Linked DNA regions of Homo sapiens: region 2 is linked to region 1. Evidence: read pairs that join two places in POLR2A ChIA-PET (ENCODE). Cell type or tissue: B cell. All regions are shown on one strand. Region 1 overlaps AMN (amnion associated transmembrane protein). Region 2 overlaps RCOR1 (REST corepressor 1).

The links. ChIA-PET counts read pairs that join two places held together with the same protein. Peaks named below come from ENCODE experiments on the same cell type or tissue, not always from the same donor. Only the 100,000 strongest peaks of a DNase experiment are listed, where the experiment ranks them.
Region 2: POLR2A ChIA-PET joins it to region 1 with 6 read pairs; 2 of 35 experiments call an interaction of 5 or more read pairs at or near these places.

The regions. Positions count from the first base shown.
Region 1 is chr14:102,926,069-102,931,068 of GRCh38, forward strand. It overlaps AMN (amnion associated transmembrane protein), which reads left to right. Exons shown (of 12, transcript NM_030943.4): 4 at 2,358-2,445; 5 at 2,690-2,907; 6 at 3,053-3,190; 7 at 3,360-3,468; 8 at 3,587-3,669; 9 at 3,856-4,018; 10 at 4,097-4,259; 11 at 4,338-4,425; 12 at 4,508-4,774. The coding sequence ends at 4,612. Among named protein-coding and RNA genes, the nearest start is that of AMN, 5.9 kb to the left of the region's middle. RefSeq lists silencers at 2,231-2,420, 3,950-4,209. In B cell, no CTCF peak of the experiment used is centred here; DNase peaks (open chromatin) are centred at 2,543, 3,363 and 3,773; H3K4me3 peaks cover 2,821 bases; H3K27me3 peaks cover 2,381 bases.
Region 2 is chr14:102,627,994-102,632,993 of GRCh38, forward strand. All of the region lies in intron 2 of RCOR1 (REST corepressor 1), which reads left to right. Among named protein-coding and RNA genes, the nearest start is that of RCOR1, 38 kb to the left of the region's middle. In B cell, no CTCF peak of the experiment used is centred here; no DNase peak of the experiment used is centred here.

The sequences.
Region 1 (5,000 bases):
CCTGCCTTGGCTGGAGGCTTTGCAAGTCTGCTCACTGTGGACTTGCCTGCAGTGTCCTGTGCTGAACAGAAACCTTCATTTTAATCGACCTAATGCAAAACGCCTTACCTTAGAACTGTGTTTTTTCTGTTTCGTTTGAGAATCGCGTCTGCTCCTCAGTCACAATGGTAATGGACTGTGTACCTATGGGGCACGTGCACCAGCGAGGGCTCCTGCTGTGTTTCTCTCCTTAGAGTGAACCCAGCTTCCAGCATCCTCCGCCTTGCCCTTTTGTTCTAGCACTGCTGGAATCCGTCGTGTGCCTGGGTGTTGTGGGTCTCTCTGAGCCTTGTCTTCAAGTCCACAGGCCGCTTTGCCGACCCTACACTATCCACACAGTGGCTCTGCAGGATGGCTTAATATCCATCCCCTTCACTCCTGCTCCAAGGTTCTTTGTGGATCTCATTGTTGCAGATAAATTGTAGAATAGGTTTGCCAGGTAACAACTACCACCACCACCACCAAAAAAACCCTGGATTTTTTTTTTTTTTTTTTTTGAGATGGAGTCTTGCTCTGCCACCCAGGCTGGAGTGCAGTGGTGTGATCTCGGCTCAGTGCAACCTCTGCCTCCCGGGCTCAAGCGATTCTCCTGCCTGAGCCTCCCAAGTAGCTGAGACTACAGGAATTTTGATTGGGATAAATAACAGCCTTATGCTGTCAAGCCATCCATTCAAGAGCATGGACGGACTCTCTCTAAATATTTCAGGTCATCCATGGCCTCTTTAGCATCTTAAAGTTTTCCCTGTAGAGGTCTTATATTGTATTGGTTAATTCATCAATACTTTGTTAAGTTTGTTTTTTTGAGACAGGGTCTCACTCTGTTGCCCAGGCTGGAGTGCAATGGCGTGATCACGGCTCACTGCAGCCTTGACCTCCCTGGGCGCAAACAATCCTCCCACCTCAGCCTCCCGAGTAGCTGGGACTACAGGCTTGTGCCACCACGCCCGGCTAATTTTTGTAGTTTTTGTAGAGATGGGGGTCTCACTATGTTGGCCAGGCTGGTCTTGAACTCCTGGGCTCGAGTGATATGCCCGCTTCGGCCTTCCAAAGTGTTGGGATTACAGGCATGAGCCACCGCTCCTGGCCTTAAGTTTGGTTTCTATTATAAATGTTGCCCTATATTTAAAAATTATATCCTCTTTTTATTTTTAAATTTTTTGTAGAGATGGAGTCTCACTATGTTTCTCACCAGGCTGATCTCAAACTCCTGGCCTTACCTACTGTGCTCGTCTGTTCAACTATTATGTTACGTTTCTATTTTTCCCCTTCGTTCTTTAAAAAACGGTGTTCTTGGTATGCTTCCTCCTGGGAACCCCTCCCTGTTCCTGAGGCGCTTTGAGCTATGACACATTCCGTCCCCACGGCTCCACCTCTGCACCTGTGGGGGGACTTGCCCTGCTGGCAGTGCCACACCCTCAGGTGTGCACGGAACTGAAGTGTGACCTCACGTCGCTGGGGGTGTTGGCCTCTTGCTCAGGTGCAGTGCTCCTGGAAGGGCCGAAGAGTGGGTCCTGCCTCGGGTGGGCGCGCCCTGCTGTGCTGAGCCCCTCACAACCTGGCAGCAAGGGTTGCCCTGGCCCAGCGCTCACCCTCAGCCCCTGAGGGAGAAGTGCAGAAGCAAGAAGGCAGGAGGCTGAGGTCCTGGCACTTGGAGGAGAGGGGGAGTGAGGGGCGGCCAGTCAGACCCCCCGTATTTCTGCTGACACCCGAGACTTGGGCTGTGGCCCCACTTCTGTGGTGCGGGAGCTGCACGGCCCAGCCCAAGCCTATAGGAAACAGCAGGGGCAACTCCACCTCCCCGCTACACTCCCTGCCTCCTCCTGCACCCCTGGCCGCCAGATGCAGCCTCTCCCTCCCTCCCTCACACACCAAGAGCGCGGCCTCAGACTCCCCAGGAGCCGGGCAACTTTCGAAACTTTAGTTCCTGGAACCTGGGAGCCCTGGGCCTGTGCACGTTCTCAAGGGGCTACGGGGGGAGGCGACAGGCCCTGGCCAGAGTCACCTCCGCCCCAGACTCCCCACGGCTCCGTCTCGCTCCCCGGCTCCGGCTCTGCCCCTGGCCTGTGAGACCTCCAGCTCAGGGACAGGACACTGGGCTGTGCCCGCTTCGGGGCCTTGCCCACGCGGCCCCATCTTTCCCAGGCCAGATCCGCTTCCTCTGCCAGCCTCAGCCAGGCCGAGGACCCCGGGCCTGAGCTCGCCCGGGCTCCTTCCGTGCACAGGGTCTCGGCTTCTCGTCCCAGGGGACTGGGGGCGGGGTGGGCGCGGAGCAGGCCCGGACCCCCGCGTGGCGCCGCCTCAGCCCGTGTCTCTTGCAGCTCCTGCCGCTGGATGGGGAACTCGTCCTGGCTTCAGGAGCCGGATTCGGCGTCTCAGACGTGGGCTCGCACCTGGACTGTGGCGCGGGTGAGGCGGTCGGGCAGGGGCGGGGCTCTGGAAAGGCATGTTCAGGGGCGGGGACTGGAGGGAAGGCGCGTCGAGGGGGGCGAGGACCGGAGGGAGGGCGCCTCCGGGGGCGTGGTTTAGGGAGTGGCGGAAGTGTCCCGAAGCGGGGCTTGGGAGGTCGTGCTCAGACGCGTGGCGTGGCGTGGCGTGGCGTGGTGTGGCGCGGCGCTTGTTCCGTGGAGCTCAGGGATGTGCTCCGGCTCAGGCGAACCTGCCGTCTTCCGCGACTCTGACCGCTTCTCCTGGCATGACCCGCACCTGTGGCGCTCTGGGGACGAGGCACCTGGCCTCTTCTTCGTGGACGCCGAGCGCGTGCCCTGCCGCCACGACGACGTCTTCTTTCCGCCTAGTGCCTCCTTCCGCGTGGGGCTCGGCCCTGGCGCTAGCCCCGTGCGTGTCCGCAGCATCTCGGCTCTGGGCCGGGTGAGCACTGAGGGGAGGGAGGCTCGGGTCCCCTCTCCCCACCTCGGCCCGACCCCGCCCCTCCTGGTCTGCACACGTTGGGTCTGAGCACTCAGGTGAAGTCTCTTCCTCGGGCTGGCTCCGGTGGGGACCCGGCTGCCCGCAGACGTTCACGCGCGACGAGGACCTGGCTGTTTTCCTGGCGTCCCGCGCGGGCCGCCTACGCTTCCACGGGCCGGGCGCGCTGAGCGTGGGCCCCGAGGACTGCGCGGACCCGTCGGGCTGCGTCTGCGGCAACGCGGAGGTGAGCGAGGCCGCAGTGGAGTCGCGGGGGCCGCGCGAGGGTCGGGACTGTGCCCGGGACAGGGCCGCTGCGCTCCCACGGTCTCTCGCCGGCTTGCTTCTCGGAGGCATCGCCCTTCTCGCTGCGGTCCGCTCTGGCCCTCCGCGCTGACCACCGCCCCTCGCACCAGGCGCAGCCGTGGATCTGCGCGGCCCTGCTCCAGCCCCTGGGCGGCCGCTGCCCCCAGGCCGCCTGCCACAGCGCCCTCCGGCCCCAGGGGCAGTGCTGTGACCTCTGTGGTAAGCGCCCCCGCCGGGCCCTGCTTGCTGGGAAGGCCTGGAGGACCAGGTTCGTCCCCCGCCTCAGTTTCCTGCCGGGCCCGGATCCACGGCGCTGACCCCTGCCCTCCCGCCGCAGGAGCCGTTGTGTTGCTGACCCACGGCCCCGCATTTGACCTGGAGCGGTACCGGGCGCGGATACTGGACACCTTCCTGGGTCTGGTAATGGGGCCGCGCGGGCAGCTGAGGGGAGTCCCGACCCCAGCCCTACCGCCTCCGCCTAGGACGCCCCTTCTGCAGGGTCCCTGCGGCTGCTCACTTGCCCACTATCTGCCTCTGCCCTTAGCGTCCCCATAGGCTCGGGGAGGGCGGGGGGCTGAGTCAAACCAACCCCGTCCCCCTCCCCAGCCTCAGTACCACGGGCTGCAGGTGGCCGTGTCCAAGGTGCCACGCTCGTCCCGGCTCCGTGAGGCCGATACGGAGATCCAGGTGGTGCTGGTGGAGAATGGGCCCGAGACAGGCGGAGCGGGGCGGCTGGCCCGGGCCCTCCTGGCGGACGTCGCCGAGAACGGTAACCGCGCCCGCCCCATCCCGCCCCGCCGCGCCTCGCCCCGCCGCGGGGAAGACTGAGCCGGCCCCTCCGTCGCAGGCGAGGCCCTCGGCGTCCTGGAGGCGACCATGCGGGAGTCGGGCGCACACGTCTGGGGCAGCTCCGCGGCTGGGCTGGCGGGCGGCGTGGCGGCTGCCGTGCTGCTGGCGCTGCTGGTCCTGCTGGTGGCGCCGCCGCTGCTGCGCCGCGCGGGGAGGCTCAGGTACGCGGGGCGGGGGCGCGGAGGTGGGGCTGGGGGTTGCTCCGAGGGGCTCACGCTGCGTCCCCGCTACGCCCTCAGGTGGAGGAGGCACGAGGCGGCGGCCCCGGCTGGAGCGCCCCTCGGCTTCCGCAACCCGGTGTTCGACGTGACGGCCTCCGAGGAGCTGGTGAGGGGGCTGGAGGGGGGACCGGGGCCTCCTCGGGGCCGGGACTCGGCGCCGACCGCCGCCTGACCCTGTCACCCCGCAGCCCCTGCCGCGGCGGCTCAGCCTGGTTCCGAAGGCGGCCGCAGACAGCACCAGCCACAGTTACTTCGTCAACCCTCTGTTCGCCGGGGCCGAGGCCGAGGCCTGAGCGGCCGCCTGACCGTCGACCTTGGGGCTCTCCACCCGCTCTGGCCCCAGTCGAACTGGGGGCTAGCCACCTCCTCGTCCAGCCCCCAAACCTCCCCTTCCTTTCCCCCTCCTCCGGGGGCCAAGGACAGGGTGGCCTTACTCAGTAAAGGTGTTTCCTGCACCTGCTGTCAGCCTGGCTATGCCGCCACCGGCCCCGCCCATGAGGACTAGGAGCCCAGCCTTGCGCCGCATTCGCACTGGGGGACATGGGAGGGGTCTAGCTGGCCACTGCTGGAGGCAGCGCTGGTCGTCACCTGGGCGGCCAGAGGCTGGGATCTGCGAAGTTGAACCCAGAACTAGGAGTGGGGCTTCCCCCGCCTTCCGGTGAGGGGAGGGTGAGGAGCTGG
Region 2 (5,000 bases), 300 kb before region 1:
ACATGACTGTGAAGGCCAGGAAGTCCCAAAATCTGCAGCTGGCAATCTGGAATCCCGAGATAGCTGACAGGGTAAGTTCCAGTTCAAGTCCGAAGGCACGAGAGCCAGGTGAGCCAGTGTCTCAGCTCAAGCAGTGAGACCCAGAGGAGTTCCCTCTTAAACTCAGCCTTTTTGTTCTCTTCAGGCTTTCTGTGGGTTGTATGAGTCCCACCCACATTAAGGAGGGCAGTCTGCTTTACTCAGTCCACGGATTCAAATGTTCATTTTATCTGAAAGCACTGTCACAGATAGACCCAGAATAATGTTTGACCAAACATCTGGGCACTCTATGCTGTAGTCCAGTTGATGCATAAAATTAACCATTACAGAACCTTTTCTTCACTTGACATTTAGAACAGGATGCCAATATAGTCCCTATAAGAGCTAGTCCCTGGCTTCAGCTCCACTACCCGCTCCCCCGCTTTTCTCTCTCTCTCTCTCTTTTCTTTTTTTGTTTTTTTGGAGACTGAGTCTTGCTCTGTTGCCCAGTGACTCACTGCAACTCCAAAAAAAAAAAAAGCCTTACTAATAAAACTCTTAGCCTCTTAGTGGATCCCTCTGGAATGGGCCAATAAGGGGGAAAGCCCAATACCTGAACTTCTCAATGAAAATCCTGGGTTCAAACAATTCTTGTGCTTCAGCCTCCCGAGAGGTGGGATTACAGGCACCCACCGCCATGCCCGGCCAATTTTTGTATTTTTAGTAGAGACGGTGTTCCACCAAGTTGGCCAGGCTAGTCTCGAACTCCTGACCTCAAGTGATCCACCCACTTCGGCCTCCCAAAGTGCTGGGATTACAGGCGTGAGGCACCACGCTCGGCCTCCCCTTTTCTCTACTGCAGTCAGAGGTGCCAACTTGCTCTTTTTTTTTTTTTTTTTGAGACGGTCTCGCTCTGTCACCCAGGCTGGAGTGCAGTGGCATGATCTCTGCTCACTGCAAACTCCACCTCCTGGGCCCAAGCGATCCTCCCACCTCAGCCCCTCCCCAAGTAGCTGGGACTACAGGCGTGCGCCACCACATGCCTGGCTCATTTTTGTATTCAACACGCTGTTTCCTGACCGTAGCTGGATAGGCTTCTGTGTTGGGGGCTTTGCACTCATTCATCTGCCTGAAGTGCCTCCTTGCTGCTGGGCACCTCCTCCCCATCCACATAGCCCATGGCCTTATTCTTGCCACGTGTACTGAAATGTGACATTCTCATGAGGGTTTTCCTCATCAGTCTGTCTCAGTTTTCAGCTGCATCCCCGGCACTTCCTGTTCCCCTTCCTTGTTTTTCTTTTTTCTCATTTACTCTTATCGTCATCTAACACACTTCCTTATTTATCTTGTTTATTGTATGATTCCTTCAACTAGACGGTAAACTGTGAGGTGAGAGGAGAGCTTTTTAAAATCTTGTTGCCTTAACAGCCTCCCCCCCCCCCACCACTGCTTCTAGAATAGTGCCTGGTGCAAATTTGCCTCTCAGTAACAAGTTTTCTGTTTATTTAAAAATACGGACGGAATTTCGAAGCTTTGTGATAGAGATAAAAAAAATGGACAGGAGCTTTTCCCAGGAGGTATACAAAGTATAGGTGTCTGGCCTGGAACTCTCCACAAAGAATACCTTTATTGCTCTACAAATGCTATTTGTAGTCTAAACATGGATGAGCTGATACAATTCTGAAGGCACCTTGCAGCCTTCTCTCCTTGCTTCTAGCTCCACGTGTGTGCGAGTCTGCATATGTGAGTGTAAGGGCAGCACTGTGTTAAAGAGATTTACAAACATCTTTTTAATCCTCATAACAATCCTACACCACACATGTCATCATCCCCTTTGTACAGACCATAAAACTGATATTTAGAGAGCTTAAACGTCTTGCTTGAGGCCTCAAGTGGTAAGTGGCAGAACTCAGCTTGAAGTGACTTGACTATTATTACATTATATGTGACCTCCTAGATAAAGAGATGCCTCCTTATTTTGTGTAAGGCAGAAGTGGGGAGTCTTGGGCAGATTACTTAACCACTGCTATAGTTTGGATGTGGTTTGTCCTTAGCAAACCTCATGTTGAAATTTGATCTCCAGTGTTGGAGGTGGGCCCTAATGGAAGGTGTTTGTGCCATGGGGCTGGAACCCTCATAAATAGATTAATGCCCTCCTGGGTGAGGGGTGAGTGAGTTCTTACTCCTTTAGTTCCTACAAGAGCTGGTTGTTAAAAAGAGCTGGCGCCTCTCTCTTGCTGCTTCTCTGGCCATGTGACCTCTTCACATGCTGGCTCCCCTTCACCTTCCGCCATGTGTGGAAGCAGCCTGAGGCTTTCACCAGATGCCCCATCTTCCAGCCGGCGGAATCATGAGCCAAGTGAATTTCTTTTCTTTGTCAGTTACCCAGTGTCATGTATTCCTTTATAGGAACACTAAAGGGACTAAGACAACCCCTTTAGGTCCTAATCATATACATACTTATAGATTCAAAGTATCTGCTTAGCATGTACTCCATTCAAAGCAACTGTTCAAAGGTAAGAATCCTATCAGGGATCAGTGCAGAAATACGACACCTTACACATTTCTCAGCTTTCACCTTCCCAGAGCTTCCTCGGATTGGTCCTCCTGTTAGTTTCCTGGATCTGAAGGTAATACCTCATCCAGAAGATAAGAAGGGTAGTGGGGACTGTCACCACGAAGGAGCTTTCCTTTTCTGGTTCAAGTTATTTCCCAGCTCCACTCACCTCCGGACTGTTTCATGAAGAATTCCAGAAGTCCCCTTCTCCCTCATAGGAAAGTGCACCGAACCACTCAGATTTAATGGCTTAAAACAACTGCTGGTATTTGAGGATTTGTTCAGGTGGGCAGTTGTGGTTCTGGGCTAATGGGGGCCGGTGTCATCTGCTTGCTCCACTGTGATCTGGAACAGCTGGGCCTTTTTTCTTGGTTACTGTGTAGTCTCACGACCTCTCCTTTTCCAGTGAGGTCTGCAGTAGGACCTGATGGCTTATGCAGTGGTTCAGGGCAAACATTCCCAGAGGAAGGAAACAGAAACTGCCAGTTCTTTTTGAAGTGTAGGCCCAGAACTGGTATATCATCACTTCTGTCACATTTCCCCGATGACTTTGTGTCTCTGACCATCCCAAACTCACTGTGAGAAGTGACTGCATGGGGTGTGGGAGTAGGTCCATTGGGAGTGGACTAGTCCAGACCTTTTTTTTTTTTTTGAGACGGAGTCTTGCTGTGTCGCCTGGGCTGGAGTGCAGTGGCGCAATCTCGGCTCACGGCAAGCCTCGCCTCCCAGGTTCACGCCGTTCTCCTGCCTCAGCCTCCCGAGTAGCTGGGACTACAGGCACCCGCCACCATGCCCAGCTAATTTTTTTTTTTTTTAAGTAGAGACGGGGTTTCACCGTGTTAGCCAGGATGGTCTCGATCTCCTGACCTCATGATCCGCCTGCCTTGGCCTCCCAAAGTGCTGGGATTACAGGTGTGAGCCATCACGCCCGGCCCAGTCCAGACTATTTTTGAGAATAAAAAGGGGCCTATTAAAAATTATGTCAGGTTGACAGACATAAACTGGAACTGTCCTCACCTAGTCTGGACATGTGGGTATCATTATCATCTCTACAACTTGGAGAAAACAACACATAGGTGTGACCTTGAATCTTGAATCTGTTTTCCTGCAGTTCTCCTAATGTGAAAATGTGACTGCATTGAGTATGCATGTGATGTTTTAAATTGAATATAGCTTCTAAGCAGAACCCATCAACTCTTCTTTTCTGTTCTGTTCTTTACTTTTCTTTCTTTTTTTTCTTTTCTTTTTTTGAGACAGGGTCTCACTCTGTCGACCAGGTTGGAGTGCGGTGGCGCGATCTCGTCTCACTGCAACCTCTGCCTCCAGGGTTCAAGCGATTCTCCTGCCTTAGCCTCCCAAGTAGCTGGGACTACAGACTACAAGCGTGAGCCACCACGCCCAGCTAATTTTTTTGTATTTTTAGTAGAGACGGGGTTTCACCATGTTGGCCAGGCTGGTCTTGAACTCCTGACCTCAAGTAGTCTGCACGCCTTGGCCTCCCAAAGTGCTGGGATTACAGGCGTGAGCCACCGTGCCGAGCCACCATCAGATTTTCTTGGTGGGCACTGAATGATGACAGAAAGAGTTTAATTTAACACTGGAGGGAAAAATTGGCTTTGAATTTCCTGAGAAATAATTTCGTTTGTTGGGTTTTTTTTTTTTTTTTGAGATGGAGTCTCGCTCTGTCACCCAGGCTGGAGTGCAGTGGCATGATCTCGGCTCACTGCAAGTTGCGCATCCTGGGTTCACGCCATTCTCCTGCCTCAGCCTCTCCAAGTAGCTGGGACTACAGGCCCCCACCACCACGCCCGGCTCATTTTTTGTATTTTTAGTAGAGACGGGGTTTCAACGTGTTCTCGATGTCCTGACCTCGTGATCTGCCTGCCTCGGCCTCCCAAAGTGCTGGGATTACAAGCGCGAGCCACCGCGCCCGGCCAGTTTGTTGGTTTCTAATAGAGAGCTTTCCTGAAGGATTTTTCGTTCTTTTTTCTTTTTTCCCCCCTGCAAGGGGAATTTTTCAAGACTGATTTTGACTGCATGCTATCCTTTCCTTTCCTTTCCTTTCCTTTCCTTTCCTTTCCTTTCCTTTCCTTTCCTTTCCTTTCCTTTCCTTTTCCTTTTCCTTTTCCTTTCCTTTCCTTTTCCTTTCCTTTCCTTTCTTCTCCCCTCCCCTCCCCTCCCCTCCCCTCCCCTCCCCTCCCCTCTCCTCCCCTCTCCTCTCTCCTCTCTCGTCTCTCCTCTCCTCTTTCTTTTCTTTTTTTTGAGACAGGATCTCACTCTGTCACCTAGACTGAGTGCAGTGAAGTGATTATAGCCCCCTGCAGCCTCAAACTCCTGGGCTCAAGCAGTTCTCCCACTTCAGCCTCCTGAGTAGCTGAGACTATTTGTGCCACTACATCTGGCTAATTTTTAAATTTTTTTTACA